Regions from separate parts of the Homo sapiens genome. Here region 1 is linked to region 2. A link is an interaction called in ENCODE POLR2A ChIA-PET data of the cell type or tissue named here. Cell type or tissue: MCF 10A. All regions are shown on one strand. Each heading gives the region's core, and the rest is flanking DNA. Links, peaks and the distances in the headings are about the cores only. Region 1 overlaps RAD51B (RAD51 paralog B). Region 2 holds the start of LOC105370546 (a long non-coding RNA gene).

Region 1 (15,618 bases), core at 12,437-14,936, 130 kb after region 2:
CTGCTTTGGTTTATAATGCCTCCTTTCTCTAGGGTAGGAAAATTTTGAAGTCCAGTGGGGTCTCTCCTGCCTGCGAGGGAATTGGCGAGAAGCTATCAGGATACGCATGGATGACACACAGTCACACAGTCATTTGAGGACTTTTTGGTTGCTGTTTTGTTTTAGTTTTTACCCCCTTAGAGAAGTCTTTCATAAAAATTTTTCCTAAACCCTGTTGCATGCAAATTAGGGCTTTTCCTTTCCTCTGTAATGGGGCCTGATATTCTTTGATGTGTTGTAGCAGAATTTAGCTTCTAAATACAGTTTGAAACTAGCTCTCCACACACACACACACACACACACACACACACACACACACACACACACCCTTGAATTCTCAGCTGACATGTTATTTCTATTTTTTTGTCCTTACTGCAAGAACCTGTCCTGTAGGAACCAAGTTCAGTGGTAGGAGGAGATTATGTAGACATCTTGCTTCTACTTCCTGTAAAGTTGGATCATGCAGACATGAGATGCAGGTGAACAGGAGAAGGAAGTCCTCTCCAGTGTCTCCCAGCTGGGAGCCTGTTTTCATGCTTTTCAAAGAGCTCCTTTTTTGAGACAGATGAATCCCTGGTATAAATACCTGTGCTGTTATTATAGAAAGAGACAGATTGGTCACCTTGTTAATGACTTCCAGTATTCCAGAGTTCCTCCTCTGAAATACTCTGCAGATCCAAATTATCATAATATAGGGGCCTCTTCTGCCATTTAGAATGACCTTCCACATAACTCTCAATGTCCAAATTGGGCCCTTCCTTCAAGGCCCAGATCAAATGACTCCTCCCCTGAGTCTCCCATTGAGAAGTCATACCTTCCCATCTCCTAGCTTCCCATCCATCCTCTTTTCATGGATTACTTGCTACATTTCATTTTAGCTCATTTGCGTACTCATTTTACTTTTTTTTTAAACAGAAAAATATCAGTCTTATCTTTGTTTTAACCACGATTTGTATTTAATAAGTATTTTCATAACATTTTTAATTTTAATAATTAATTACTTGAGTAATTTTGTTTTCTGAGATATTCAGCTTTTATTTCAACTATGCTTCCAGTATCTACAGGGGAGTCTGTCAGTCACATGTTGAGCCAGGTTTTCTATTTCAGAAGAGGAAGGAAAAGAATGTGTAGGGGAATTAGTATGGAACTGGAGTGAGAAGAACTAGATTCAAAACCCGTCCCCACCACTTCAGAGCAACTGCTTTAGTGCAATTGGTATGTCAGCAGGGGCCTTCCCTCAAAAATACACAGCTCTGTAGCAAAAGTCATCTGTAAGACATATTTAAGACTTAGTTCATCAGAAAGAGGGTAGGGAAGAAAGGACTGTGTAGATTTATGAGCAGTGGTGGATGGCACAGGGATGGGGTCTTGGGCCCTCAAAGCCCTCCGAGGTAGTACTGGCTACTGGGAAAAGGATGTCGGGGAGCAGGTCCCACTTTTAGCTGCACTTGAAAAGATGAGTGTACAAAGCTTATGGAGTACTCAGGACGGAGAGAACATGGTGAGTGTTAGGGAAGGAAGCCTTAAATATAAACTTTACTCTTTAACCTCCTTGCAATCTCACTCTGAACCTCCTTAGTCCCAGGTATGGGTTTCTCTCACTTCTTACTTCCATAGTCCTCTCTTGGAAGCTCTTTGGCTGAATTAATGAAGGGGACCACTACTCATAAACCATAACCAGCACTTACGAGGAGCCTCACATTAGTAATGGACGACAACCCTCAGAGACAGCCATAGGTCCTAATGCTATTATTAATAGTCAAACCTGTGTAGAGAAAAAGGAGAAGCCAAGATCCAGTTCCACGGGACATAACAATTCACAAGCAGCTCATCCTTATTTCAGAAAGCCAGTAAGACCTAGCTTTCTCATGGAGGTTATTCTTTCACCGTCAGTCTGCCTCTTTTTCTGGGAGGTGCCCTCCCCTTCAGGATCAAGGAATGTAAAGACCATGAGATATGGAGTCAGACTTGGGTTTAGGCCCATTTATATGCTGTAAACTTTAGGCAAGTCACTTTTTCTCTCTGATACGGAAAGAGATATAATATATACCTTATTGATGTTGATAAAGATGTTCAGATGAAATTTTATATTCATATAAATGTGTATATTATATATATGGCCCGTTCATTATTTTAAAGCAATGTAAATAATTCTTATCTATTACCATAGTATTTCAAAGGCTACATCTTGCCACAGGTGAGAATCAGAGGTATGTTCTGGGGGTTTTTTTTGTTTGTTTTTGAGACAGAGTCTCGCTTTGTCATCCAGGCTGGAGTGTAGTGGCATAATCTTGGCTCACTGCAACCTCCGTCTCCCAGGTTCAAGCAATTCTCTCATGTGCCTCAGCCTACCAAATAGCTGGGACTATAGGCGCGTGCCACCATGCCTGGCTAATTTTTGTATTTTTGGTAGAGACAGGGTTTTGCCATGTTGGCCAGGCTGGTCTTGAACTCCTGGACTAAAATGATCTGCCCGTCTTGGCCTCCCAAAATGTTGGGATTACAGGCGTGAGCCACTGCGACCAGCCAGAGGCGTGCTGTGTTCTATTGGCTCTTTTGCCTACCAGTGCCAGAAATTTCCTACACTTCTTGGCATCTTGCTTTTCTCTCCTATGAAATAGGCAATACTAGTTGCCCTAGAGAAGAAATTTATCTAGAGAAAAAAATGTACAAGGTAGACACAGCTGGTGAGTTACCCTTATACTATTTCCAGTACTACCAATTTCATTTCTTCCAGAAGGATTTAGAATGCCACATAGTAGTTTTCCTGGTGCCATGCTTGAAATGGTGAATCTATTTGAAAGAAGGGATTTTGTAGTCACATTGATGTTGCTGCTTGCTGCAAGCCAGGCAAGTCACTTAATATCTTTATCCTTAAAAGAGGAATAATGTCACCTACCTCATGGTGTTACGATGAGGATGAAAGGAGGTCTGTAACTAAGGCACTGAACATGGTGTTTGATACTCACTGGGTACCCAGTAAATGTTAGTTTTCTTTGTCTAGACTATGTAGTGCTCTTCAGTTTTCACCCTGATCAAATTGCATTTGTTAAAAATTCCAAGTAAGACATGGCACTGGGTACTTTAAATAAAGGGGTGCTAAGGGAAGGTCAGCATGCGGTAGAGGGCTGAAAGAGCCAGTTACATTTGTTTGTTTGTTTGTTTTGTTTTGTAATAAACAACAGTGGCTTCTCATCTCCTTTCCCTGGTCCTGAGCCTGCTGAGTCACTGTTCCAGCCCTTGGGCCACATGATCTCAGGCTGTGTCTATGGAATACAGCAAAACCCACAAGAAACCAGCACTAATAGATGGCAGGTCATTTTGAGGGATTTTTCTTTGCGTTCCTGTGCTTGCTCTCCTGGTGAGATAGGAAACCTTTAATAAGACTTTTCCTAAATGATGTTGCATGTGAAATGCAGATTTTTTTTTTTCTGTTCTCCTAACAAATGACCATTTCATGAGGTTTCTTTTCATTTTTTCTTCTTTCCTGCTTCTCAGTACATTCCACAAAGAGCTTATTCCTCTGCTGGTTACTGATTGATGGTTCTACTCTGTATGCCCTTTAATTTTGCAATAAACCAACAAGGAGTTGAGACCACAAACTTAAAGAGAATTGACTTATTTGACTGGATTCACTGGAGCCAACAGGCAGATTTAGTCATTTCAGTGTGGTGCTAGGGAGGGCAGGAGGAGTCCATGAGAAGGAACACCGTGTTGTCAATAACCAGACAGAAAAAAGCTTGCTTGTCCTCTCATTCCAAAGCATGTGGGCATCTGTTCTCGGCAGTGATGCCTTTCCAGGCCTTGATGAAGGCAGGACGGCTTCCATGAGATTTGCTCAGAACTCCAGGATTCTGAATTCAGTGGGACTTTAGGTATGTAGGATTGGTAGTCAGTGTTTCCAGCTTCTGTGTCCCTTTTTTCAAAGGGATCATGGTATACCTTGAAGGACTGCAGGAACAGCCATAAACCCTCCTCAGTTACCAGTCGTTAAACAGCCTGGCCTCTTGGCTAGATGACTTCAAAGACCAAAGACAAACCCCTGGCCCTATCACCTCTATCCTAGCTGAGTCTTTAACATAAGGCCAGGACCTCTGTCAGGTTATAGAGGTACTAATATACTTCATGCGCTGGTTCCCAAATATATTAAGAATTAATTATTTTTTTTCTTATTTAGCACTACCATTGTACAGAGCAACCCATCCGAAAAATAAATACAAATATCATTTCAAATAGGAAAAACAAGAAAATATTTCTTAAACTAAAGACCTTTAGTTTTAGAGGTATGCATTTGAAAACACAGATACTATCATCACGTATATTTAAGACTGGTTCCAGACCCATGCTGCTCTCTGTGCGTTGAAATGAAACTGAGAAGACAAATGCCCAAATGGAATTTTTCCCACCTGTGAACTCCTATTCCAGATCCCAGTGTTGTTTGTGGCTCTTCCACATTTAACCAGCTAACTGCCTGCTCTTATTCTGTTCTTATGTGACAACCAATCTTCTGAAACTCTCGTCATCACATTTCAGCAGAAGTGAAAATATTAGCAGAGTGGTTGGTGGCCAAGACAGAAATAGAACCCAGGAGTCTGTGTCCTTTCCCTTGCCGGACCTACTGGAGCATGGTTCCTCCTGCCTGAAGACTCAGTGTTTCCAACTCTAACAAACAGAATTCTAACAGTTGACTGGTTTCTTCTTGCTACTCAAAATTTGTTTTATACTTAAACATTTTGTACAGTTTTTTCTTTATGAATGATTTTGCATTAAACAAATGGGACTTGGTTAATCTGATATCAGTGAATGCCTTATTCTGAGGAAATTAATCCACAAATATCCGTGGGACCATGAGTTTTCATATTGAGAACCTTTTTATGTGATAGACTAGAGAGCCAGGTAGACCAGGTCTGCGTCTGGTGCTCCCATGTGCCAGCTATTTGATCTCAAAAAATACCTCAACTTCTTGAACCTCAGTTTCCTCATCTTTACAACCAGGATGATAACGTTTACCTCACTGAGTTGTGAGGATAAAATAAGCCAACACAACTCAAGCAATTGGTAGGGGTCTGACACATAGGAAATGCTTAGTGAACGTGAGTTTCCTCTCTTCCTCCTTCACTCCTTTAGAATAGGGTTAGAGATGTAGAAACACATAAAATCTCATGAAATGTGCACCATAGAGAGAGAAGGATAACACAAATGACATAAAAAGTCTTGTACTAAGTTACTTGGTATTGATTCTAAAGTCAGGGTATTATCTAGGGCAAGGTGGCTCACACCTGTAAACCCAGCACTTTGGGAGGCCAAGGCAGGAGGATCACTTGACCCTTGGAGTTTGAGACCAGCCTGGGCTGGGAACATAGGGAAACTCCGTCTCTACAAAAAATAAAACATTGGCCGGGTGTGGTGGTGCATGCCTCTGTTCCCAGCTCCTCTTGTGTCTGAGGTGGGAGGAACGCTTGAGCTCAGGAGTTCAAGGCTGCAGTGAGCCGTGATTGCACTACTGCAGTTTAGTCTGGATGGCAGAGCAAGAGCCTGTCTCAAAAAAAAATGAAAAAAAAAATAGAAGAAAAAGAAGTAAAGTATGAGTATTAAGAAGTGAGAGAAAAGTTAGGGCTAGAATAGTTAGCAAAGATATCATGGAAAAGGTAGGATTTGAACTGGCCCCTCAAAGATGGAAACTTACAGAGTAAAGGAGGCTATTTCAGACTGGGGCATTTGGGGTGGGTAAACCATGAGAAATAGAGAAATTAGAACGAGAATGTTATAAGCCTTGGTTTTCCTATTGGAATAATTGAACGCAATAGAATAATAAGTAAAAGGATAATATTAATATGTGTTAGGCACTGTCTTAAGTGCTTTATATGCTAACTCATTTATCCTTAAATAGGTAAGATTGCTATGCCAATTATACAGTTGAAGAAAGTGAGGCACAGAGACATTAACTAATCTACCTGAGTAGGTGTGGAATAAATAATCTACAACTAGTAGGCAGTGGAGCTGAGCTGGAAGCCCAGGGGATCTGACTCCAGAGTCCACCCTCCTAACCCAGGACAGCTGCTTCAGTCACTTCCCAGCTCCCCTCACTCTGCATTGAGGATCAGCTAAGACCATTCTGTGAACATACCCTGAAAAGTATAAAGTACCATATACGTGTAAAATGACATGGTTATTCTTATTAATGATGTCATATGAGAGGCGACAAATAGCTACCTGAAAATGAGGGAGAAAAACTATGGTCTAGCACCCACATGCAGTTGTACTGGGCAGGTTTAGCCAGTGCACAGCATATATGCCTCACCTTCCTCTCTAGCGACTCTTGAGTCCTGAAAGCCTCACGTTTCCCATTTGGACAGTGTTCCAGGAGGCCATTTCCAAGCCAGTATCAGAGACTAAAAACCTGTTTGGCATCTGGCAGTAGGGCTTGTGCCTCAAGTGTGATCTGCCTTTGGCCAGGACATCCTTTTTTTTTTTTTTTTCTTTTGAGATGGAGTTTTGCTCTTGTTGCCTAGGCTGGAGTGCAATGGCGTGACCTTAGCTCACTGTAACCTCCACCTCCTGGGTTCAAGCGATTCTCCTGCCTCAGCCTCCCCAGTAGCTGGGATTACAGGCACGCACCACAACGCCTGACTAATTTTTTGTAGTTTTAGTAGAGACAGGGTTTCACCATGTTGGCCAGGCTGGTCTTGAACTCCTGATCTCAGGTGGTCCACCTGCCTCGGCCTCCCAAAATGCTGGGATTACAGGCATGAGCCACCATGCCCAGCCTCAGGACATCCTTTTTAACGGGCTTGTACCACATGATTGGGAGTTTGAATGTTAGTAACCATGATAGAAGATCTCCACTCCAAGGGCATCACCGTGGGAGGAAGCCTGCCCCTACTTACCATGTAAATATTTAGCCATTTCAATATATTTGTTCTGGACTTGTTCTTCTTATGTGTGTCTCCTGTGTTGAGTCTGTTTAATTGTAGGTTATTATTGTGTGTCTATATTGATGTCATTTCTTTAAGTACAGACACAGACAGCATTGCTTCAGCTGCCCCCACCCCTCCTTTTAAAAATAACACCTTACACAATATCCCTTCCTTGAGGACATCAAATAAATAACTTTTGTTCAAGAGCATATCTGATGAGGTGGCTAACTTGGAAATTTGTTCCTAGGCAGACCTTGTGACCTCTGTTTCAATACATAGTGAGTGGCCTTTGCTCCCATTTTATGCTACAGATTCACTCTGGAGATAGAATTGGTTGCACCTCTCCAGGCAGTGAGTTTGGAGAGCCCTTGGTGGTTAGGATGCCATTTGTGCTGGTGGCACAGAAATACAAGCAGTAAGCCCAGAGTTGCTTACTCTCCACTGGAGGTTTCTCAGAGGCTGGGGGGGACCCGAGACTCCTCTGCTTCAACTCCGCTCTACTATATGCCACTGGAAGTGTAGCTGAGGCTGAAGGGTATCAATGTTGGTATTTATCAGGTTGGACTCCCCCAAGTGCCCTATTTTCATACCTCCAAGGAGCAAGTGATTCAACAGAACTGTTTTCTTGGCCTCAAATGAGTCTAAGAAGGGGAAATCACTTAATACCAGCCGTCTGTGAGGGACCGATCACAAAGCTGTGTCTTTCTAATCCTCCTTGTAAATCAAAGGGAGGGGAATCCCCAGAGCCCAGGAGTACACATGAATAGAAAGCACCACAGGTAATAAAAACACCTAAAAAGGTCAGCAGAAACTCGGGGAGCTGCTGGAAATTCACCTCCTCTGCCTTTCTATGGGACTCAGTGGGCAGTGATCAGGTAGCAGGCAAGGATACCCAACTACACACCAAAGCAACTTGGCCACAGGACACGTACAGTGCAGCAGAAGGCTGGTAGGATAGTTTCTTCCACATCCATGTGAACCTCAGAGTCATCTGACCATTGGCCTTGTTCTCTTCCAGGTTCTAGCTGGCCAGAGACTTTTTTGGCCTCATACTAACTGCAAAATTGCACACAGTTGGCGAATACACCACTGGAAGCCACTGTGGCTGCATTGTCACAGTTCACCAATTGTGCATGTTATTTCCTGCAGTGGGCCCAAGATCACTGACAGGATGCCGTCGGGGTTGGGCTGAAGGTGGAAACAGCACACTAGCTTGCTGTTTGTGGCCTCTTTACAACTGCCGGCCCCATCTGAGATCCGGAACCAACACGTGCTAACCTCAGCCCATTGGGGCCAGTGGGGCAGCCAGCAGTGGAACCATAGCTCTCCACACCTATGTCTATGGCACGGTAGCTGCCGGCCCACAGTTTCCACTGCATCCCCTTGCATGTGCACCCCAAGAGAAGTAGGCCAAAGAGAAAGCTGCCTTAGGGAGCCACATGGTTATCTTGTGTGTTTACTTTTGCCAAATGGCAGACACAATTCTACTTCAATGCATTTTTCTGAACTCAGTGGTCAAAAGTAGCACGGAAGCACTACTTGCGTCAGCCCCCTCTGTGATTGAGCGAGTGTGTGCTTGTGCAAAGCTGAGGAGATTTTTTTTCACCTCCTCCTTCTGCATTCCCTCAGACTGAGCCACTCTCTTCTTTAGGGGCTCCCCTACTAGGCAGAGTGTTTCTCTAGCTTTGCCTGTGGATTTCACAGTGAAATCTACAGAAGACAGTTTTCCTCAGGGCTGATAATAAGAGGTATGAACTTATTAAGATTGGAAGCATTCTCACCATAAACACAAATTATTTCAAGTTGCTCCTTCATCCCCTTTTCCTTGGCCACTGCCATTGGTTCTGTGTAGGATGGATTTCTTAAGGTTGAAGATAAGCAATGCAAAGGTGGAATTTTGAGTACAGCACTCATCCTAATGTGGGTGAAATATATGAAACATTTATTCTAAGCAGACTGCTACATTAACAGTTGTTATACATTCATTCTCTGCATATCTTTTGTGGACTCAACACTTTTAGGTACAGAGAGGTTAGGAGAATTTCCCAGAATTGCACAGCAGGTTAGTGACAGTGCCAGAAATAAAAGTCTGCCTGACTCCCACACCCATGTTTTCTTCAAGCCAAATTGAAGTTTGGCCTCTTCTCCACAAATATTTCACAAGAAAAATTCCCCACAGCCTTTCAGAATTTCCCAGAAAACAATTGTTGTGCAGTCCTTCAAGATGGAAATGGCAGGCTGGAATATTGAAACCTTATCAGCTTTTATTCTAGAACTGACAGTTGATATTTTCTGAGCTGAAGCTAAGATAAAAGTTTATTTTTGTGTTTTTTTTTTTTAATCGTGGAATGATTTTTGATTTTCCAGAGCATGGCAAAACTAAGCCAGCAAATACTAAAACCACATTTGTTTTTGTGACGCTCAAACTCCGTAACAAATATTGGGTATCTCTATACAAAGCTGGATGTGGACAGGAAGGGTTTGGGATGGGGAGAGGCATGCGTCTGGGAGCGTGGCCTTTCTGGACCTACCCTGTTCTCACTCTCTTCCTTCTGCCTCTTGCCCTCATTGCTTTCCTTATTCTCTTTCTTCCTCTTGTCTCCTTCTCACCTCCAGCTCCTACCACAGCAGACAGGTTGGGGCAGACACCGTCATGGTTGGGGAGCAGGAGGACAGCATGGGGAAAACCACTCCAGGCCTTTCTCTCAAACCTTAGTGATGAAAGGACTCAATGGACCTGAACAATTTCTCACAGGAAAGTTCCGGTCTCTGTCTCCTTAAAAGCAAGGCATTCAGTAACCCTTAACAGAGCCAGGATTAAAACTTGAATTTCTGACTTATCCCAGGCCTCTGTTTGGATAGAAAGGCTAGGTCACTGTCATATATGGCAATTAGGATCACTTCAGATACAAAAGTAACATTTTTAAAGCTGTGCCTTAAGCAGAGAGACCATTTTTAGTACAAAAAGGAAAAAAAGATTAACTGTGCCTTCAGAGCTGATGAAAGGCAGAGCCTCGTCACTTTGAAAGCATTGGATTTAGTGCCAGGCGGGTTGGTGAGTAGACTCAGCACCCACATTCTCTTCTTGCGTCTCTCTCTGGCCACCCAGATTATCCAGGGGCTGCTGTTTACTTGAGAGCTAGAAGTATCAGGACGGACTATCACTGCACCTCGCCATCCTGGCCCAGTTAAAGTGATTTTGAAACTTCCTGATGTGTGTTAGATTGTGGCAGGTTTCTGCCAGGGAGTGGGCGGGAGGAGGAAGCAGGTGTTTTTATGGGCTAGAAATGCCCCTGAGATGCCTGAGGTTGCTTCGTGAATCCTCTAGCCCAGCCTACCCCTTCAACTCTGTTGCACAGAGACATGAGTTCCATGAAAAATTTAGTTTCAAAACTTCCCGTGGGCGCCGGAAATGATAACCACATGTTATCAAGAGCCACTGAAAACCACCAAAAATTTGTCAAAATTCATATAAGATTGCCTCACATACTTGACTTTCATAGAAGCGGAAGCCATTGACCTACTTGATTTATGGTATTTATTAGCAGAGTCTGAAAAGACTTTTATCACAAGATTGATCTTGTTACAGTGTAGCATCTTGACCATCTTTCAGTGTATTTCTGGATATTAGATTTATTTGTTTATTACTTTTATAGGTGGAATTCTCTAGACCATGACATTAAGGCCTGGAGAAGTCACCTGTCAGTAGATCTGAGCTGAGAGTTTCTCTCTCTTCTCCTGTGTCCCATGTTGCCTTAGGAAGGAGAGCAGGCAGGGAAGCCTGCATGCCCTTATCTCATCTGTACTATTGGTCTTAGGTGACTCCAGTTCACTTGGTGGAAAATGGGGATTACAAAATTTGCCTCTCAGCTGCCCCCACAGAAATCTCAGTGATGGCGTTTGTCAGATTCTTGGGTCCTTAAAAAATCTGACTTTTAAATATCGAATAATTATTTTGCTGATCATGAATATCTCTTCTGCTGACCAAACAGGACCAGATATCACATTCCAACCTATTCTATCCCTGGCTGACCACAAACTCCCTCTTCTTTGTCCCCCACCAAAAGTCAGGTAAAATGAGCTGTTTCTATCAAAGGCTGTGTCTTCAGGCCTGGCCATTTCCCACTCAGGTCTCCAGTGCTATCCAATTTTCTCTTCACCTGTACATTCTAGTACTCATGGAAGGCTCCAGTATACAAAATGGCTACTCATGGGGCCCCCTCCCCTTCCACCCCACCAAAGATATTTCTAACCTTCAATGTAGAGTAAGTTAGAATTGACATATACATTGTCCCTTAAAGGCCAGGAACATTAAGCTTGAGCAGAGGGTAGGTGTAGCCTGGGTATAGTCTAGTCATAGCCTAGCTAAAGAAAGATGAGTCAGCTGAAGGCAGAGGGTCTGCATTGGGCACATAGACTGGCAGAGAGTTGGGCTCAGTTGGCTCAATCCTCTGACTAATGACCAGTTAATTCTGCTTATTCTCTCTTAACTCAAGGTATTTGCTGCCTTAAGCTACTTTTTAAATACTTAGTGGAAATAAGTCATCTATTTTCATTAGTGTGTGTGTTGTGTGTGTGTTGGTTGGATTTTCCTGGCCAGGAGCCTCTGCCTTCTGACCAAAATGACATTGATTCCCAGCCTTCTGCCTTAGCAGTTCATCCCATCTTTAACTGGTTCCCCTCTATCTCTTTTCTCTAGCTTATATGCCTTGCTGGCTGTGAAAGGAGGACCTACTGGGTGGTCTATGAATCTATACCCCGTATTTCTTTTTTAAAGATCTTAATTTTTCTCCCTATTTTTCCTTGTGGGAAGGCATTAAAAATGGGACTCAAGGTCTATGTGACACTATATGAGGTGCCATTTCCTATACAGGTGCACCTCTGTAAGCAGCATACAGTTAAGAGGGCAATGCAAAGAAGCTTTGGGAGTAAGCATTCTCTCATATATAAAGTTGAGTTGAGACAGAAGTTACTTTATACAAATATAGGGTTTCTTGTTCCTTCTAATAGGTGGATGGTATTCTTCTTCCTCGAGAGAAGCTGATTAAGTTGGATTCTGTCTATTCCTGGCTTCAGACCTAATCATGACCATTAAAAATATCTATCTTTTCCTTTGTCCAAGAATCCCACTCTGGTCTTGCATTGTAATTGGTGGTGTTGGGGGTGTGTTGCGTGTTTTCAATAAGCCTTATTTTAGGGAAATAGCAAAAATAGCATATGTACTTTCAATTAAATTGTTATTGCTTTTGAACATATTGACAGCAAATATTTGTTATTTGTCAGTAGTGGCCTATATGCTGTATAAAAGGGAATCAGGCATGGGTTTTATAGCTAAACAAGCAAGGTATAAATCAGCAAAGGATAACTAATGACAGTGGTGGGGTAACATTTTCCATAGGCCGGGTACTGTGCTAAGGACTACCTGTGCGTTATCCAGCTGAATCCTCAGAACCATGTGAGCTAAGTATTATCATACCCAGAGAGACTATGAAGCTTGCTCCATGTCACACAGCGAGTAAATGGTAGAGCCCAGGATCTAAGTTCAGGTCTGATTCCAAAGCCCTTGTCCTAAACACTGTGCAAATTGCTCTTACACAAATTTAGTACTGAGCATCAGAAGACTCAGTCTTTCCCATGGAGCAAAGCAGCAGGAAAACCCCATGAAGCGTCAGTTAGAAACCAGACTGTGTTGAGTCTGTTTATAAATTATAATAGTATTTCATGTGTTATTTTAAGAGTATAGTTTTCAAGTCTCTTGATTGCCTCAGAGGAAAATATACCTATAGTCTTCTTCCCAAGTTGTGATGATTGTAATCAATGCTTTGGGAAATGTTTTCATTCTATCCTTTTTGCTGAAAACAGATTTAGAAAACCACAACAATTCAGTAAGATGGCATGATTAGCAAAGCCCTGAGTTTGGTTGCTATGTATCCCTTTGGTGATTTGGCTTTAAGACATGTAATTAAAAGGGAGAGGATTATTAGCAAAATAAGTTAGGAGCTTGTTCTTTTGCCATTGGGGAGTGAATATTTTCTTCCCCATCTACTCTTTCACCAGAAGTGGAAATGATGCTGGGTATCTTTTGAGGTATATCTGTAGTTCAGTTTTAGGTTCTGTAAGGTAGCATTTCATTAGTTCTGTACAATAAAACCGTCATCTCAGTACAGGTTTCCATTACAGAACCAGTGAAGTGAGAATAAAACTGAGGAAAAGTGGTCTAAATATTTTAGTCAGTGCCTTGTCATTGAATTTGTAAGTTTCTGGAGCATACAGTACCTTTATATCTTGATTTCCCCCATGTATATGGTGACATGCTTTGCATGGTAGGTATTAAGTAAGAATTTTTTTCTCATTACTATTAACCATATCATTGGAGTCCCAATCATTTTCACCAAGCCATCATTTAAAAGAATCACAAAAATATTAGAGCTGACACATTTAGATCTCTCAGAAGTTCCACATTTTTTTTAACTAAGATAGACAAATACATTATTCAGTTTATTGGTAGATAAAGCACATAGTATTTTCAGAGCAATGTCAGTATCTTATTGGCCTTGATTTAAATGACTATATTTTTCTTACTAAGATTTTTACACAAATTCTTTGCAATTAAATAAAACTTAGGAAGGACTAAAATAGGTAGAAATGATCAGGTACCAAAGTATATCCTGATATAGAAAATTGTGATTTAGTGTTCTATTGTTAGAACCAACTGCCTGGAGCCTATGGCATATACTAATTTATTAACCTGTATATGCTCATTCTGAAGGAAATAATAACAATAACAACAATTGCTTCTATTTATTGAATATTTACTATGTGTCAGATACTTTAAGTATCTTACATTGATTGTCTCATTTAATTCTCATAAAAATTCTATGAGATAGATATTATTTTACCTATGAACAAATGAAGCTCAAAGGTACACAGGATCAAAATTGGAATTTGAACCCAGTTTTACTGAACTTCAAAGCTCATACCCTATATTATAAAAGAGAAATGGCCGGGCATGGTGGCTCATGCCTGTAATCCCAGCACTCTGGGAGGCCGAGGTGGGTGGATCATTTTAGGTCAGGAGTTCTAGACCAGCCTGGCCAGCATGGTGAAACCCCATCTCTACTAAAAATACAAAATTAGCCGGGCATGGTGGCACAAGCCTGTAGTCCCAGCTACTTGGGAAGCTGAGGCAGGAGAAATGCTTGAACCTGGGAGGCAGAGGTTGCAGTGAGCTGAGATCACGCTATTGCACTCCAGACTGGGCAACAGAGTGAGATCCTGTCTCAAAAAAAAAAAAAAGAGCAATGAACACAGTTCCTTATTTATACTCATAGAGCTGAACAGTTATTTCAAGGAGGCTACTTGACCATTTCCAGCCACTTTAATTGAAGACATATCTTAGGTGATTCTCACCAGTCTATGGAAAGTAGCAATACGAAAGAATATGAGAGATAAGATTAGCAAATACTGAGTGGAATCCTGCAATATCTGATTATTGCTGCAGAGTGACTGGAGACTCACAAGCCCAGTGGGCACACAGAACTTAAAAGATTGTCTTTGCTACTCGAGTAATTCATTTCTTTACCTGACCTTGCCGTCCCGGTCCCTCTCAGCCCTCAATTAAGCTGCCATTGATATAGGATTTATAATGTGTCACTGGTCCATTCAGGATACAGTGACAGAGGTGTGGCTGAAAAGCTGGATAATAAAAAATGGAGGCAACTTCCATTTCTGTTCAAATCAGGGTAGCAACAAAACCATAGCTGACCCTTGTTTCAGACCAGCACAGTCCAGCTAGACAAATATTCCAAGCACTGAATTGTGCACTAAATGCCTAGTGCCCCTTTCAGAAGGGACATTGCCTCTGAGTGACCAAGATGCTCATAGTTTCTTCCCACGATGAGAACATCTAAACCTTGGAAAATGATTGTGGTATTCATTATGTTATAATTTTCCAGAAAAGAATCTGTATTTATTCTTCCTCTAGGCTTCTAAACAATAAGGTAGGTTTTACAAATGAGAATTTTTTAGGAATAGTTTCTTGACTATACCAAATTTGAAAATTTGTGTGGCATTCGACCACATGAATTAGGTAGTATTAGAGTCCTTTCCAGGGATCTTAAATGTTATGAACTTTATTTTGTATAAGTAGGATTATGCTCATTTGTGTCTTAAATACACAGTGAGACTTTGGACTTTTTTTTGTTAGAATTTTATGTTAGAATTTAACTATTTAAAAGAGGAGTGTTATTTCTTTAGAGTCAAACTCATTCATTCCTATATCACAAATTTGGAAATAAAACTCTGACTTTTAACGATAACAAGCAAAGAAGCCACAGGCATCCAAATTTTATTTTATTTATTTATTTTTATTTATTTATTTATTTATTTATTTGAGACAGAGTTTCTCTCTTGTTGCCCAGGCTGGAGTGCAATGGCACGATCTAAGCTCACTGCAACCTCGGCCTGCCGGGTTCAAGCAATTCTCCTGTCTCAGCCTCCTGAGTAGCTAGGACTACAGGCGCCTGCTACTATGCCCGGCTAATTTTTGGTATTTTTAGTAGAGACAGGGTTTCTCCACATTGGCAAGGCTGGTCTCAAACTCCTGACCTCAGGCGATTCGCCCGCCTCAGCCTCCCAAAGTGCTGGGATTACAGGCATGAGC
Region 2 (15,618 bases), core at 4,762-7,261:
CTCCTGAGTAGCTGGGATTACAGGCATGCGCCACCATGCCTGGCTAATTTTTTGTATTTTTACTAGAGACGGGGTTTCTCCATTTGGTCAGGCTGGTTTCGAACTCCAGACCTCAGGTGATCTGCCCACCTTGGCCTCCCAAAGTGCTGGGATTGCAGGCGTGAACCACCATGCCCAGCCATAAAGACTATTTTAATGTTCTCGTGTTATGTAGCTTTGAAATGATTCCAGACACATAATTTGCTGCATGAATGATAAAAGTTTTGCTGTGGTAAGAACACAGAGTGTAATCTTCCTCCCCATGGAAATGTTATATCACACCTTATCAGACCACATATATGAACTCATATATGTCCTCAACTACTGGACTCTAAAACACATATAAACCCAAGATTTTGACAGATACGTTGAGAATGTAGGCTGTGGCAGGGCTACTCTCTGTTAGCCTTTGAGTTATTCTTTTGAGCCTGGCCAGCCAACATCAGCACCACTTGCTAGTGTTGAGGGACTTTTCATGTTGTTGTGGATCCCCATTGTGTTGGTCAAATCATCACTCCCTAGAATCTCTTGTAAAAAGATACGCCTCAGATGTTGTTTTTTGTTTGTTTTTGCTTTTTTAACTTAACAAATTGGTAATTGTTTTAACTTTTTTATTAGGTTCAGGGGTACATGTGCAGTTTTGTTATATAGGGAAATTCGTATCACAGGGTTGGTTGTACAGATTATTTCATTACCTAGGTACTAAGCTTAGTACCCAATCTTTTTTTTTTTTTTAGCTCCTCCCTCCTCCCACTCTCTTCCTTCAAGTAGGCTCCAGTGTCTGTTGTTCTCCTCTTTGTGTCCATCAGTTTTCATCATTTAGCTCCTACTGATAAGTGAGAACATGTGATTTGATTTTCTTTTTCTGTGTTAGTTCACTAAGGATAATGGCCTCCAGCTCCATCCATGGTCCCACAAAAGACATGATTTCATTCCTTTTTATGGCTGTGTAGTATTCCATAGTGTATATATATCACATTTTCTTTTTCCAGTCTGCCATTTATGGGCATTTAGGTTGATTCCATGTCCTTGCTATTATGAATAGTGCTGCAATGAACATACATGTGCTATGTCTTTATGGTAGAATGATTTATATTCCTTTGGGTATATACCCAGTAGTAGTATTGCTGGGTCAATATCTTTAAGTGTTACTGTGCCACTTTACGTATAGTATAAGAACCTTAACAATAGTCTTACAGTACTTGTCATACATTTAAATATACATTAGTTATAAATCCCACACTCGATTTTGTTTTAGTCAATTATCTGTAAAATATATTTTGATAATAAGAAATAAATATAATAAATAAATTTGAATTATCCAGTGGTTATCCTTTCCAGTGATCTTTCCTTTGTACACATTGATTTACTGAATGGTAGTGCTATTTTTAGCTCTTTGAGGAATTTTCACACTGCTTTCCACAATGGTTGAACTAATTTGCATTCCCACCAGCAGTGTATAAGTGTTTCCTGTTCTCCTCAACCTCTCTAGCATCTGTTAGTTTTTGACTTTATAATAATAGCCATTCTGACTTGTGTGAGATATTATCTCATTGTGGTTTTGATTTGCATTTCTCTAATGATCAGTGATATTGAGCTTTTTTCATATGCTCGTTGGCCATATATATGTCTTTTTTTGAAAAGTGTCTATTCATGTCCTTTTTAATGGGGTTGTTTTTTTCTTGTAAATTCATTTACATTTCTTATATATGCCGGATATTAGACATTTGTCAGATGCATAGTTTTATGCCTCAAACTTTGACTAGACTTTGTATTCATGGCGGCCTACTTCCACCCTAATTGGGCAAATAGACTTTAATAATTAGACTCTAAATGAAATGGAAACTCACACACTATGAGGTTAGTGTATCTCATTTATTGAGTGTATTCCCTAAGAGATTTGTTCTCATTATTCTCCACCTGTTTAAGCATTGTGGGGGAGAAAAGAATCTCTTTGTCAATAAGCCATGTGATTCATGAGTCGTATTTTAATCGTCTTCTTATTTTAACTATACAAAGCACCTTGTCTGCTAACTCTAGTATCTGTGTCAGTTCTGAGTTAATTTCAATTGGTTGATTTTTCTCCTCACTGTGAGTTGTATTTTCTTGCTTGTTTTGCATGCCTGGTTATCTTTGATTAGATACCAGACATTGTGAATTTCACCTTTTTGGGTGCAAGATATTTGTATTCCTATAAATTTTAAACTTTGTTTTGGGATGCAGTTAAGTTACTTGGAAACACATCCTTTTGGATCTTGCTTTCAGGATTTGTTTTGGCAGAACTATTTAATTTAAAGCTAATCATTCCCCACCATCAAGGCAAGACCCGTCTGAGTATTCTATCCAATGCTTCATGCATTATGAAGTTTTCCATTCTTATTCGTAAAAATAGGCATTATTCTTGGTCCTGTATGAGTGCCAGGCACTCTACCCTCTACTCCTCTCAGAGCATTCTTTCTCTAGCCTCAGGCAGTTTCCTTACATGCATGCACTAATCAGTACTCTGATGAATATTTGAGGGAGACTCTCTAAGATCTCTTCTGTGAACTTTAGCTGTCTTCTTTTCTCTGAATTTTCAGCTCCTTCTCCTCACTTCAGGGAGCCTGTTGGATTCCACCTGTGTTCCCTCTTCATGCAACACAACCTAGAAATTCTCTTAAGGTAATGGCCTGAGGAAATTGTAGAACTTTCCTTTTTTTTTTTTTTCCCTCATCTCTTACCAGATGTCCAGTGTCTTGAAAAGACATTGTTCTGTTTGTTTTGTTTCTTGAAAAGTATTGTTGGTTGTTTTAGGTGGTAGGGTAAATCTGGTCCCTGTTACTTAATCTTTGTCAAAAGCAAAAGTGCTCAGAGATCTTCCTTTAAGTTTTCATTGGTAGTTCTAGAAATGACCAATCACAAAACAGGGAATCTCTAACTGAAAGATCCATGACATTTCATTATAGAGAGTTAGGAAAGAGAATTAATCTGAGAATTACCATTATCTAGTCTTCCTCCCACTCATATTCTTCATAAACATTTGCATAACACAATTTTTTGTACCATTGTTGACCATATCAATGGGTAGATTACTGAATTTTGGGGGGAAAGACATGTACAAGCTACTAGAATGGTAAGTTTTGTTGAACATGTTATATAAAAGGAAATTACGCAAGGGGAGCTGGGTTGGTATCATAGTATAGTATTATATTTCTTTTTTTTTTTTTTGAGGTGGAGTCTCGCTCTATTGCCCAGGCTGGAGTGCAGTGGCGTGATCTCAGCTCACTGCAAGCTCCGCCTCCCGGGTTCACGCCATTCTCCTGCCTCAGCCTCCCAAGTAGCTGGGACTACAGGTGCCCGCCACCATGCCCAGCTAATTTTTTGTATTTTTTAGTAGAGACGGGGTTTCACCATGTTGGCCAGGATGGTCTCGATCTCTTGATCTCATGATCCACCCGCCTCGGCCTCCCAAAGTGCTGAGATTACAGGCATGAGCCACCGCGCCCGGCCTATATTTCTTTATAGAGGTAAAATAGGTGTGAGATTTTTGTTTTTACTTATTTTGCTTTGTTATTTGGGCTTCACTGGGGAACCAAGTGATTTTTGGCAAGAGAAGAAGCACAAAAAATACAGAAAAGCCTCTTCTTATGGTTCCTATAATGGCAACCAAGTCAATAAATGGTTGCAAAATTCAACTAGATTGCGATAGGGTAGTTACTGCTACTGCTTTATCCTTTTATAAATAGTCAGTTTGAAAAGTAGAAAAGTTCATGGGTAAAGAGCAGTAGCTAGAATGCAAATGTGAATCCAGGATGCAATATACAAAGGTTTTTGCAGTTTTCAGCAAGTGTGAAGAATTTCTGATTGATGAGGCCCTCAGAGCAGAAAGAGACCCTCCTCTGTCTATGTGTAAGATTAGTAACACATAGAGACGTGGTGTTCATCTGCCCAGTTTATGTGGCTAATTAGCATTTAGAGTTTCTTCAATAGAAGCTAGTGAAGTAAGAACTAGATAATATCTTGGAAGATCTTTTTGTTTCTTCTGTCTTGCACTTTGAAGAGGGGCTCAGACTGTTGAATTGGAATAGAACAATTAAACAGACTGTAAAATGAAGTCCTGACATGCTGGTTGCTTTGCCTGCTCTGTCAGAGCAGCACTGGTTCCAGGGAGAGAGAATACTAGTTTTGTTTATTTGTTTGTTTCCAGACAATTTGCTATGTCATCACTTTTTTTGTGTGTGCATGCGCCAAGTGTTTGAGGTTGATAATGTTGACAGAGTCCTTGCAGAATGGAAGTTCATCTCCACAGGGAAAGGCTTTGTATTTCAAGTTTTAAAATTCCAAAATATTTTGCTATAACATTGTTATTCCTAGTTTTTTATGCCTTTTTGTGTGGAAGGTTGGTTTCTCCTTTATCTACTTACCAGCTTTTAGGGGAATCCCTTTTTAAGTCAAGAAAGCACCTTAGAAAATTTCTCTCTCTCTCTCTCTCTCTCTCTCTCTCTCTCTCTCTCTGCCTTTATGAAACTGACAGTAGCATATCTTGCTATTCTTGGGTCTTAGTTTGGAATTAAGCTGTGCATGCAGTATGCCCAGAAGGCTCAGTTTTTAAAAAATTTCTATGTTTATTCGTATTTAACTTCATTCTAATGGGGTCATGTACACTGTGATATTTATTCATGAAATATTTAGGAAAAGATAAAATGTTTGAACTATAATGAATTATGATTTTATTATCCTTTTATTAATGATAATACACCCAATGCTATTCTTGAAAGTTTGAAAATGGAAACCTTGGTAAATTTTTTTTCTTTTGGCAGAATTTTGAACTTTTTTACATAAAAGTGTAAACCTTTGTTTGGTATTATGGGTCACCTGGTTCCATAGCATCTCTTTGATTTAAAGAGGATATCATCCATTTAAAAAGGACTCACAGCCAGGCATGGTGCCTCATGCCTATAATCCTAGCATTTTGGGAGGCTGAAGTAGGCAGATGCTTGAGCTCAGGAGTTCGAGACCAGCCTGGGCAACATGGTGAAACGCTGTCTCTACAAAAAATACAAAAATTAGCCAGGTGTGGTGGCATGCACCTGTGGTCCAAGCTACCTGGGAGACTGAGGTGGGAAGACTGCTTGAGCCTGGGTGGTTGAGTCAGCAGTGAACCATGATTACACCACTGCACTCCAGCCTAGTTGACAGAGCAAGAGCCTATCTCAAAAACAAAATAAGCAAAAGGGACTTACTTTGGGGATTTGGAGAACTAGAAAATATTATTATTCATATTAACTTACACCCATAAAAGAGTGCTATTAAAAGTTCACTTAATACAAGGGCTTCTTTTTCTTTGCTTTGGATTTAAACAGGTTTTCTATAAGCTAATCAACAGAGATTTGATTAACATACTTAAGCATGTTATATGAAAGGGATGGCATTGTGAAAGATGGGGATACTATATAGAAGTAATAAAATAAAAGGTATGGAATTAGGTAGTGTAAGAATTTCAGAACTAAAATAGTCTGAGAAGTCATTTGGAACATGGATTTCTTTTGACAGAAAACTTCTGTCCTGCAGTATATCAGCCTTGTCCAGCAGAGCTGGTTAGTGCAGATAGAAGAACCTAGGTTGCTTAACTACCAGTTCACTGTCCTTTCTATTATATTGTAATTCTGTTTTCTGTCTTATTTCAGAAGCAGCAATCCAGATGAGCTCTACATCCTGAATAAAAACAATAATAATGGCAATAACAAACTATTATTTTTTTAAGAAATATGACTTAAACCTATTTGTTTTTATTTATTTGGTTTGTTTGTTTATTTATATGTAGTTTGTCAGAAAACCATAGGAGTCAGGCATTGGGTAGCTCGTGGCCATTAGTATTATTTTCAAAGTCAGAAATCATTGGAGAAGAATCCCCTTCTAATATAAATTTTTAAACTATTCATCTGAGTGTTTAGGAAGCTGTGATCTCTGCTGTGATAATCCTAGAAGACATTGCTCAAGCCACAGCTGGCTATTATTGAGACTATGGAAAGAGAAAGAGCTTTTGCCCTGATTTATCCCATAAAATGAATAATAGGCCACATTCAGGGAGACCTAGCTTGTGGCAGACTATTCTCACCACACCCTTCACACAGCCTTTTTTTTTCTTCTCCCATCCCAAGCCACCATCCCAACCTGCCTTGACTAAACTCAATGAACAGGAACCATTGTATGAATCGGAAGGAAAATGTCTTAAATATATGAAGTTATAATGAGTTGGTAAGTGCTGTAAAAATACTCTGTAACTTAGTTGGAAGTTGCATCATCCATGCCTGTGGCACTATGGACTGGACCCAAATGGTATAATTCTTCAGTGTAACACTGAAGTAATTTTTGCATCTGCCAAGTAAATGGTTTAGATTTCAAACCTATGAAATGCCGAACTGTAATTGTTCAATTCTAGTGAACCACAGATGTGTTTAATTTCCTTCCTTTACTTTTTGCTGTCTTCTTTAGGTAAGCTGAACCAACTAAAGAGTGGCCTTATGTGAATCTACAAAGTGAACTTTAACGTCAGTCAGTTAATATACTTTAACACCTAAATGTTGTATAACACTGCTCTATATAGCACTTTTAAATGTATAAAATTTTTGATAGAGGATAAGTCCATTTCATTTAGGGAAAACAGTTGTTTCAACCACATGTATTATAATAGGAGTAAAAGTGGCATATCGTAATGAAAGAACACGGGAAGTCAGAAAACCTGGATTTATTTTTGCCTCTCCTGTCGATTCTTCATTTGATCCGGCCTGAATAATTTCCTTTTCCTTTAATTTCTATATCTGCTGAAGGTGAATAATAATACTTTCATTGGCCACATAGAGGTGCTGGGAGAATGAAAGATAAATTCTCCCAAAGCACTTTGAACTGCCTAGAAGAAAGACTTATTTAAACAAAAGTTGATTCTGTTTTCTATCTTTTTATTTCTTACAAGCAGACACCAAAGTAAGTGTTAGAAGAGCCTCAAAGATTTGGTTATTTTTTTTTTGCAACTTTTATTGTAGGTGAGAAGGTTAATATAATTGCCTTCATTGTATAAACAGGGAAACTAATGCTCCCAAAAGGTTTGTTTTGGGGCTTAAAATGAGTAGCCCTTTATGAGAATAGGGGAAATTGATGGGGGTGTAGATGTAATAACATCAGCCATGAGTTGACAATTATTAAAGCTGGTAATGGGTGTGTCTGTTTAGGGGGGTTATCATGAATACTATCATGTCTACCTTGTCTTTGAAATTTTGTATTAAAAAGTTAAAATTTAAAAAATTGATTAAAAAAATAGCTCATTTTCATTTGCAAGGTTCTTTTAAAAATGCTATTGAGGCTGGTCACGGTGGCTCACGCCTGTAATCCCAGCACTTTGGGAGGCTGCGGTGGGCGGATCATGAGGTCAGGAGTTCGAGACAAGCCTGACCAACATGGTGAAACCCTGTCTCTACTAAAAATACAAAAATTAGCCAGCCACGATGGCGTGTGCCTGTAATCCCAGCTACTCGGGAGGCTGAGGCAGAAGAATCACTTGAACCTGGGAGGTGGAGGTTGCAGTGAGCTGAGATCGCACCACTGTGCTCCAGCCTGGGTGACAGAGCAAAACTCCATCTCAAAAAAAAAAAAAAAAGACAAAGTATATGCTTGGACCCTGAACACAGACATTTTAGTTTTTCATACTCAGTTTTTACATTCTATTTCCAATGCTTTCTAACCATTTACTACTTTTAACATATTATGCCATTTCTTTAGCGTTAATATATTACACTTTTTTCTTACTCCCGTTCCAGATGTTTGTCATGTGCTTTGTTGTCAATTTTAGATTTTCATTTTCCTATTTTTGGGAATTATAAGCAGTCACTTATTAACCCAATTACTTTATGCTTCAATGGGCTTGTCATTGGGTAGCCATGTGAATTATTTCAATTTTTAGAGACACAGATCAACCTGCTACCCTATACCCACAACAGAAAACTGCCGACTTCCCCATTGTAGGAACTTACAATCAAACGGCATTTGAAACATGTGAGAACACTCCTATTATTAAAAAAAAAAATCACCCTCAACCTGGGTTATTTTCACTGACAGACTTCATGGTTAAAGCTTGCTATTTCATGAGCTCCCAGATGACGCAAATGCTGGGAAATGTAACATACTCACTGTGATTTGTTTTTAGACATCAAAAGAAATCCATTTTACAAAGGAATCATATAACTTTAGAGCTAAGAAAGATCTTAATAATCATCTGGTATAGATCTTTCCATTTATTTATGCCAGAACCTAAAATTAGAAAGGCCAGGTAATTTGCTCAGTGTTACATACCTTAGTATGGCAGAGCTGGAACTTGAACCTGAGTTCCCTAGCTTTCAATTCAGAGTTCTTAATAGGTTGCCACTCAAGTGCAGTCAGGTCTTTGATGCTATTTGTGAACACCAAATATGTCTCTGCTTCTTACAACTTAGAAATCTTACTCTGTTTTGCAATGCCCTGCCAAGTCATATTGGAGCCTGAGGCAAAATGAAAGACCAATGACACTGATCCTGTCTTTATTTAAAATTCTGATATTTTCTTCACTATGGATTTGTGGGATTAATTTTGATTTTTTAAAATATTGCATTAAATATTATATCTTGACTACTGAGTTTTTTAGTAGCTCCTAAAATTTTGCATTTGAAGTGGGTGCCTTGCTTGATTCACCCTAGTCCCAATCCTATTATTTTTGCTTTAATCTACTAAATCCCTTTTTCAGCCTTCTGGCAATAAAATAAAATCAACCTATGGAACCTTTATAAGCAAACCCATACTATTGGCCACTTACAAACAATGGTGGCAAACAAACCAGAATCTGCAAGTGCTTTTCATTGGCTTGATTGTTGGTAACATTGCATGGTAATTACATAGTCATTTTTGGCTCCATGAATTGAAACTCTCTTGGAATGTCTAGCAGTTTATTGAAAAGAGCTCAAAGCCAAGACGTGAGTTCTTTTGTTTGATCCTTCACAGTATTGTGTTTTAGGCTCTTATATCGTTGTGTTTGTTTTGATTTCTATAAATTGGGACTCAAGGGAAGGAAGCTCTTTATAGGCCTATTATTTTCATTTTACTTGGTCCTCTCAACACCTGTTTGAGATAGGCACTTTATAGGCTAAAACCAACTCACACTGACTTAAGTTAAAAGAGAATTCACTAGCTAACACAATTGAAAAATCTAAGGAGTAGATCTGACTTCAGGTATTACACATCATTTTGTCAGGGCTTTCTCTCTCGTGTTTTCTACTGGGTTGGCTTTATTATTATTCAGGTTTTTCCTGTGTAGTAGCACCAGGTGTATACTCTACTAGCTTAGCAACCTTAGTAGAAAGGGAATGAATCTTTCCTGATTGCTTGAGCCAGAGTCTCAGAATTGAGTATAATTGGCCCAGCATAGGTCACATGCACATCCCTGCACTAGGCATTAAGGCCTGGCGAATGCAATTAAATCACTGGCTGAACCTGGTTCATGTGTTCAACCCTGGGTCAGGGACTGGATTGAGAGTAGAAGAGATCTGTTTCCTCTAAAGGAAGAGACGACTTTTTAAGTCTTTTCCCCCCAAAAGGGATTCTGGACAGGGAAAGACAAATGTCAACTAAAATGTTACTATTCTCACTTCATTTATGAGGAAGTTGAGGATTAATTAAGTGAATTTTCACGAGGCTGCATAGCTAATGAGTGATAGGATCTTAACTTTGACCCAAATCTGCCTAAATCTAAAGCCCATCTCTTTTCTCCACACCTTGTATCCCTAGAACATCATGCTTCTTCCTCCTTCTCCTTAATGTGAAACCATGATGGTTGCCATCACTTTACAGCAGTATTCTTCAAAAAGGAGGGATTTTGCCCCCAGAGGAAATTTGGTAATTTCTGGAGACATTTTTTTATTGTCACAACTGTGCACAGAGGTGAGTGTGGTGCTACTGTATAGAGGCTAGGATGCCTATACCTCCTGTAGTGCACAGAACAATTCCTCACAACAAAGAATTACCCAGCCTAAAATGTCAGTAGTGGTAAGGTTAAGAAACCCTGCTTTTTAGGTTCAATTTCTCGGCTGTTACTATTAACATCAGTTTTGAGAGAAATAAGTAATAGAGAGCAGGATTGAAATAATTCATACATGTAGGTATAATTAAGTTGTCTCTTAATTCAGGGAAACTTCCTTTAATTTCCATAGAAGCTAACTTTAGAATATTGAATTATCTTGGTTAGTGAGTAAATTGCAATAGAACGTAAATTCCTTTTTAAAATATTTGTTTTATGCAAGTTTAAGCTAACTTCCCAGACATAATTTTTCATTCTAAAATAAGTCCTATAATTTTTTTCTTAAAATAGAAATCTAGGGATATTTTAAATTGAATACTGAATGCTTTTAAAGGAAATATATAAGTTTATCTCAAAAGCCTTTTAATATTTCATATAGAAGTTTCTATACCAGGGGAAATAATTATTTTTTAAAATCCGAGCTGCCGGGCGTAGTGGCTCACGCCAGTAATACTAGCACTTTGGGAGGCGGAGGCAGGCGAATCATGAGGTCAGGAGATCGAGACCATCCTAGCTAACACGGTGAAACCCCGTCTTGACTAAAAATACAAAAAATTAGCCGGGTGTGGTGGCGGGCGCCTGTAGTCCCAGCTACTCGGGAGGCTGAGGCAGGAGAATGGTGTGAACCCAGGAGGCAGAGGTTGCAGTGAGCCAAGATTGTGCCACTGCACTCCAGCCTGGATGACAGAGCGAGAATCCGTCTCAAAAAACAAAACAAAACAAAACAAACAAACAAACAAAACTGAGCCAAAGCATTTCTAAAACTTTGGATGATAATAAGGGATTTAATGTACTAAAAAGCATACAGAAATTTTCTTCCTGTAAGCATGTGCTTTGTGAAAGAATAATGAAAGCAGAAGAATGCGTTAAATGTATTATAGCTGCAGTTATTGGGTTTGACACTTCAGAGAAATCAACCTTCTTGTTAAATGACATGAAAATAGTTTATACTGTCTGACTCCTTGAGACTTGCAAGTCGTTTCTGAATTGTGCATATCTGAATGAATCCAGGGAAAGCTGTGCTTCTGTAGTCAAACCACAGATAATATTCTAGTAGAAGAGCTGAATGAGTAGAGTGATACTACAGATGGATTTCATATAAGAAATCTTTTACAATCCAGCAAGTCAAATTTATTGTTGGAGTCGGAAGATTTGAGGCTTAGCATTTTCTCGTTTTGCCAGTTTTATACAAATAATTCTTCTTGTTTTCCAAATTCTCATGACTGTATGCAGCATGGAATTACAAGTCCATTCCTTTCTCTGGTTCTTTTTAACCTTATCAGACCCAACCCAGATCAATGAACATTCCTCTGATTTCAACTGAATAATTCTGACTTGCTTTGATATCTCACATGGATGACTTTCTTCCCATCTCTCCTATCCCCCGATGGTCCTTCAGCTCATGCCTGTCGTGCCCATTTTTTTGGCCTCACTTCTTTACCTAATCTCAGGAATACTCATTGCTTTTTCTATTTCTTCTATTTTTCTTTGGCCTCTCTTTCCGCTCCCATATTAAATTTCCTCCTTGGCTATAACGCCTGCCTTCTTCTGTTTCCCAAGTCCTATTTACTGGCTCTGTATCCTTAGACTCACTTGTTTCTTAATTCATATCCTCATCTACTAAGGTGCCTAATGGCCACCCACCTAGCATATTTTAGTAAGGCATGTGTGTACAGACAGGTCACCTATTCATTGTTAATAGAATTCAATTTGCAGTTTCCCTGGAAATAAGGCAGTTTCTGATCTTCAAATCACCCAAGTTCTTACTCGTTAGAATGCAAGTTCCTTTGTCACATTAGGAAGGACAGTAATATTTATTTATGAAAAAGTTGAAAAAATACTGTAATAAATGGTGCTGGGTTAATTAATATATTATTAATATGGTCCTATTTTTCTTGAGAAGAAATGTTCTTGAAGATTTGAAATTTCTTATCTGTTTACAAACATTTTCCTGGTGCCATCAGCAGTTTATTCCTCTTTACTGCTTTGTGATAGGGCTTGGTATTCCCAATTTTACAGAGCAGAGATGACAGGTCACTTGACTAAACAAGTGACTTATTTAGAATTTCACAGGAAAGTAATTACAGAGCCCTTAAATTTCCTGTCTCTTACTTCTATGATATAAAACAATTTACTTTGCATTCCTTATTTATATAAATGCCTTAGAGCATTTCCTTTCCTTTAATAAAATCATGAAGACTATCACCTGGTAATGAAATTGTTAGGATGGAAGAGAAATGAACTAGGCACAGTGTACGTGAATTTGATTATTGCCTTTTCAACTGTCTAATAATGGGAGCTGTGGGCTCATAGGCTCTCCTTTTGAATTGTGAAAACTATACTTATTTTATACTACATTGGTGAAGTTCCCTGAAGTCCTTAAAAAACAAACAAGATTTAAAGTGCAAAATGTTATTGTTAAGTTAAAATGACCCTTGTGTGTTTGCAAAGCTCCGCGGGCTTTCTGGGGCTAGTGATCCCCTTGGTGAGCATTGTGGAGTGTGGTGGGAACCAGCCATGTTTTGGTGATTTCTTTTAGATTTCTAAAACTGTTTTTCTGTTGGGTTGAAGTGGGAAAACAGCTTTGGAACTGCTTTTGGTGTTGCTCTGAGTGTGTTTGGGAGTGCATTCCAATAGTTTGTGAGGGGATGTTAGCTGTTCAGGAAAAATAACCCTTACCAAAGGTAATGGTTCCCACTAGCATTTTCAGTAACATGTACCAGATGTGGGTAGTTAATTATTCTCAGATCTGATAAATACCTGCCAGCCAAGCCTAATTTTATTTTCAGTAAACAGTGGCCAAAGGTCCTAGCTGTTCATTTGATAGGATGGGCCTGTTTGCACTTATCTATTAATAAAAGCACAACACTCCTTTAGTTTTCCTTTCCCAGGGCCAGATAAAACATTTTAGACACTCACGTATTTGTCTTAGTAAATCAGACAAAGTAAACAAATCTGGTAGATTAACTTGGTAAATAGAGTGTGGTTAAGTGTTACCTTTGGAGTTGAACTCAGTGCCATATAAATAGCATTAATCGCATGGTATTTTCAATAATCTTTATGGAGTAAAACGGAGGGTTGTTTTTTTCTTTCAACCAACAGGGACTTAAGTATATTTCTTAAGTACTTTCAGATGTTCTTCTGTATGGAGATTTTAAAATCACTTTAAAATGAAATTTATTCTTTTGTCCCATTAGTAACTTGTTGGGAACTTTGTACTAGTTAACATTATGTTTAAAAACCTGGAAACCTCTATAGTTCATCTCAGAAGAAAAATAGGACTACATAGTGGCATGCAAGCTTTGCCAGACAGAGATAATGGCCATCTAGAGGTTACTGATTTGGGTGGAACAGTGAAAATGGGGCCGCTTTTATGGGGAAGACAGTGGCTGGTAGGCAGAAATTCACTTTATTCATATGCATTTTTTTTCCTCTTGGGTAAAGAGTTTTATTAGGGTCAGAAGTACTATTTATTTTTGTGAGGTAAATTCTTGTCTTGTGAGAACTGGCATGAAACAGACTCATTATTTCACACTAGCCAACAAAACAGTATTTTATCAAAGTAACTTCTAGTCAGTCCAAGACTGGACTGGATTTGTACTGGTAACCTGGTGGTGCAGGGCTCTAAGTCTCATGCCAGCTCTTGTCTCCCTCATTAAACTTCCTTTTTTAGTAATGATTAAAAACAACTCTCTTTACTACAATATATTTTCTCATTGGCTTTATACTCGAAGTTGCAAGTACTTTATAAAATTATTTTTAGTTTTGCATGCTGTATAATAATCCATCTAATTTGGTAAGCATAGTACATAAAAGAAATAGCTGAAAGGCTTTAGAGAAAGTTCCCTACTCATACCTCCCCCTTTACAATGATCTCGGCATTAATATCTTATGCTGTAAGAGGGTGGCCTGGCACAGTACCATGAATATTGTGCCCGATACCCAGTGGTAACCTACCAATGATTGTTATGAAAATGATGGTGATGATAGTATAGGGGAGAGAGTGTAAACCAAAAGTTGAGATCTGTATTCTGTTTTCAGCTTCATTTTAATGGCCTACTGGAAGACCAGGTACATTATTTCTGCTCTTTTTTTTTTTTTTTTTTAGTTTCTCCAGCTATACATGAAGAAAAAAGTCCTAGTCCACTAGCCAACCTGACAGGCATGTTGTGAAAACTAATGAAAGTATAAAGTTCTCATAGTCCGAAGCATAAAAGGTGCTGTAACCAATAGGTACAAAATACTAATTATTATTTTTACAGTTCAGCATAGTAAATCTTTGGAGTAAATTTTTTTCATTATATTTACTAGTCTTTCCTTTAAGAATTATTTGCCAAATTTAACTCTTTTTCTCTTTTAATTAGACCCAGAGTATAGTAAAAAAATTGATGGTTTGGCTTTCAGAAAGAGTTATTTTGTTATCTGTACCAAATTTTCAATTAAATATTTTTAGCTGTGAATCAAGTTTCATCTTCAAAAGTGTCTTCAATTTTAAATAATTTGAGAATACTTACCTGGTTAGTAGGCTAAACTAACGTAGTAGGGAAGAGAGTGTAAGAAAAGTGCTGTTGAATTCATCATTCCCATTAGCACCAGTCTGCGGATTCCCAAACATGTATTTCTAGGCTCAGATATTTTTCCTGATCCCCAGACTTATTAATCCAGGAACTAGTCAACTTCTTTACCTGGATGCCCTGTAATGATTTGTAGCACAACATACATAAAACTTAATATTCTGTTCCTGAATTTGCTCTCTCTGTGAATGGAATATCTATCCACCCCATCTCTCAAGCTGAAAAACCCTCACCCCATTTCCTCAACATCTGTAGATTTAACTGTCTTAATACTTTATGCCCCTTATCTCCATCCCACAATTACTACCTTAATTCGGCTTTTGCTCTTCTGTCACCGGGCAGCTGCAATTGTCTTCCTGCCACCAGTCTGGTCTCATTACAGTCTACTCTCGATACCATTTCCAGATTAACCTTTACAAAATGCAAATCATAGAATATTACTGTCTCATTTTAAAAATATTTAGTGGTTTCTTGTGTGCTATAAGACAAAGTTTACACTCTTTATATTGGTTATTGAAATCTTAATAATCTTTACCTTGTTTCTAGTCTTGAATCCTCTTATGACCTCTGTTCTAGTCACACTGAAAGTTTGTGGGTTCCAAAACATGCCATGTTGTTGGACATTCTACATTCTCTCCACCCACTTCTTTAATTGCCAACACTGTTTTATATTTTAAAACCTAATTCCAGTGTGAAGTCTTTTGTAACTCCCTCCTTGTATCCCATCATACCCTGTATATACTTCTTACATAGTTCCTATAAAACCTATAGCACGTATTTTGTGTATATCCTTCCCTTCCTGCTTTATTGTATGAGAGATTATGTCTTGTTTATTTTTGCCTTTCAACGTCCAGCTCAGTGGTTGGTACAGAGGTAGCACTTGGTAGATTGATTAGATAGTGGGTGGAGTAAAATTCTATGACCATA

The links. ChIA-PET counts read pairs that join two places held together with the same protein. Peaks named below come from ENCODE experiments on the same cell type or tissue, not always from the same donor. Only the 100,000 strongest peaks of a DNase experiment are listed, where the experiment ranks them.
Region 1: POLR2A ChIA-PET joins it to region 2 with 5 read pairs; 2 of 35 experiments call an interaction of 5 or more read pairs at or near these places.

Annotation. Positions count from the first base shown.
Region 1 is chr14:68,275,476-68,291,093 of GRCh38, forward strand. The region is part of intron 7 of RAD51B (RAD51 paralog B); the gene reads left to right. Among named protein-coding and RNA genes, the nearest start is that of RAD51B-AS1, 400 kb to the right of the region's middle. RefSeq lists enhancers at 117-166, 4,471-4,640, 7,890-7,959, 9,696-9,745, 9,796-9,855 and 1 more and a silencer at 3,497-3,791. In MCF 10A, for the core only: no CTCF peak of the experiment used is centred there; no DNase peak of the experiment used is centred there.
Region 2 is chr14:68,151,964-68,167,581 of GRCh38, forward strand. All of the region lies in intron 7 of RAD51B (RAD51 paralog B), which reads left to right. It overlaps LOC105370546 (a long non-coding RNA gene), which reads right to left and starts at 15,274. Exons shown (of 4, transcript XR_943976.3): 1 at 15,227-15,274; 2 at 14,999-15,102. In MCF 10A, for the core only: no CTCF peak of the experiment used is centred there; a DNase peak (open chromatin) is centred at 6,318.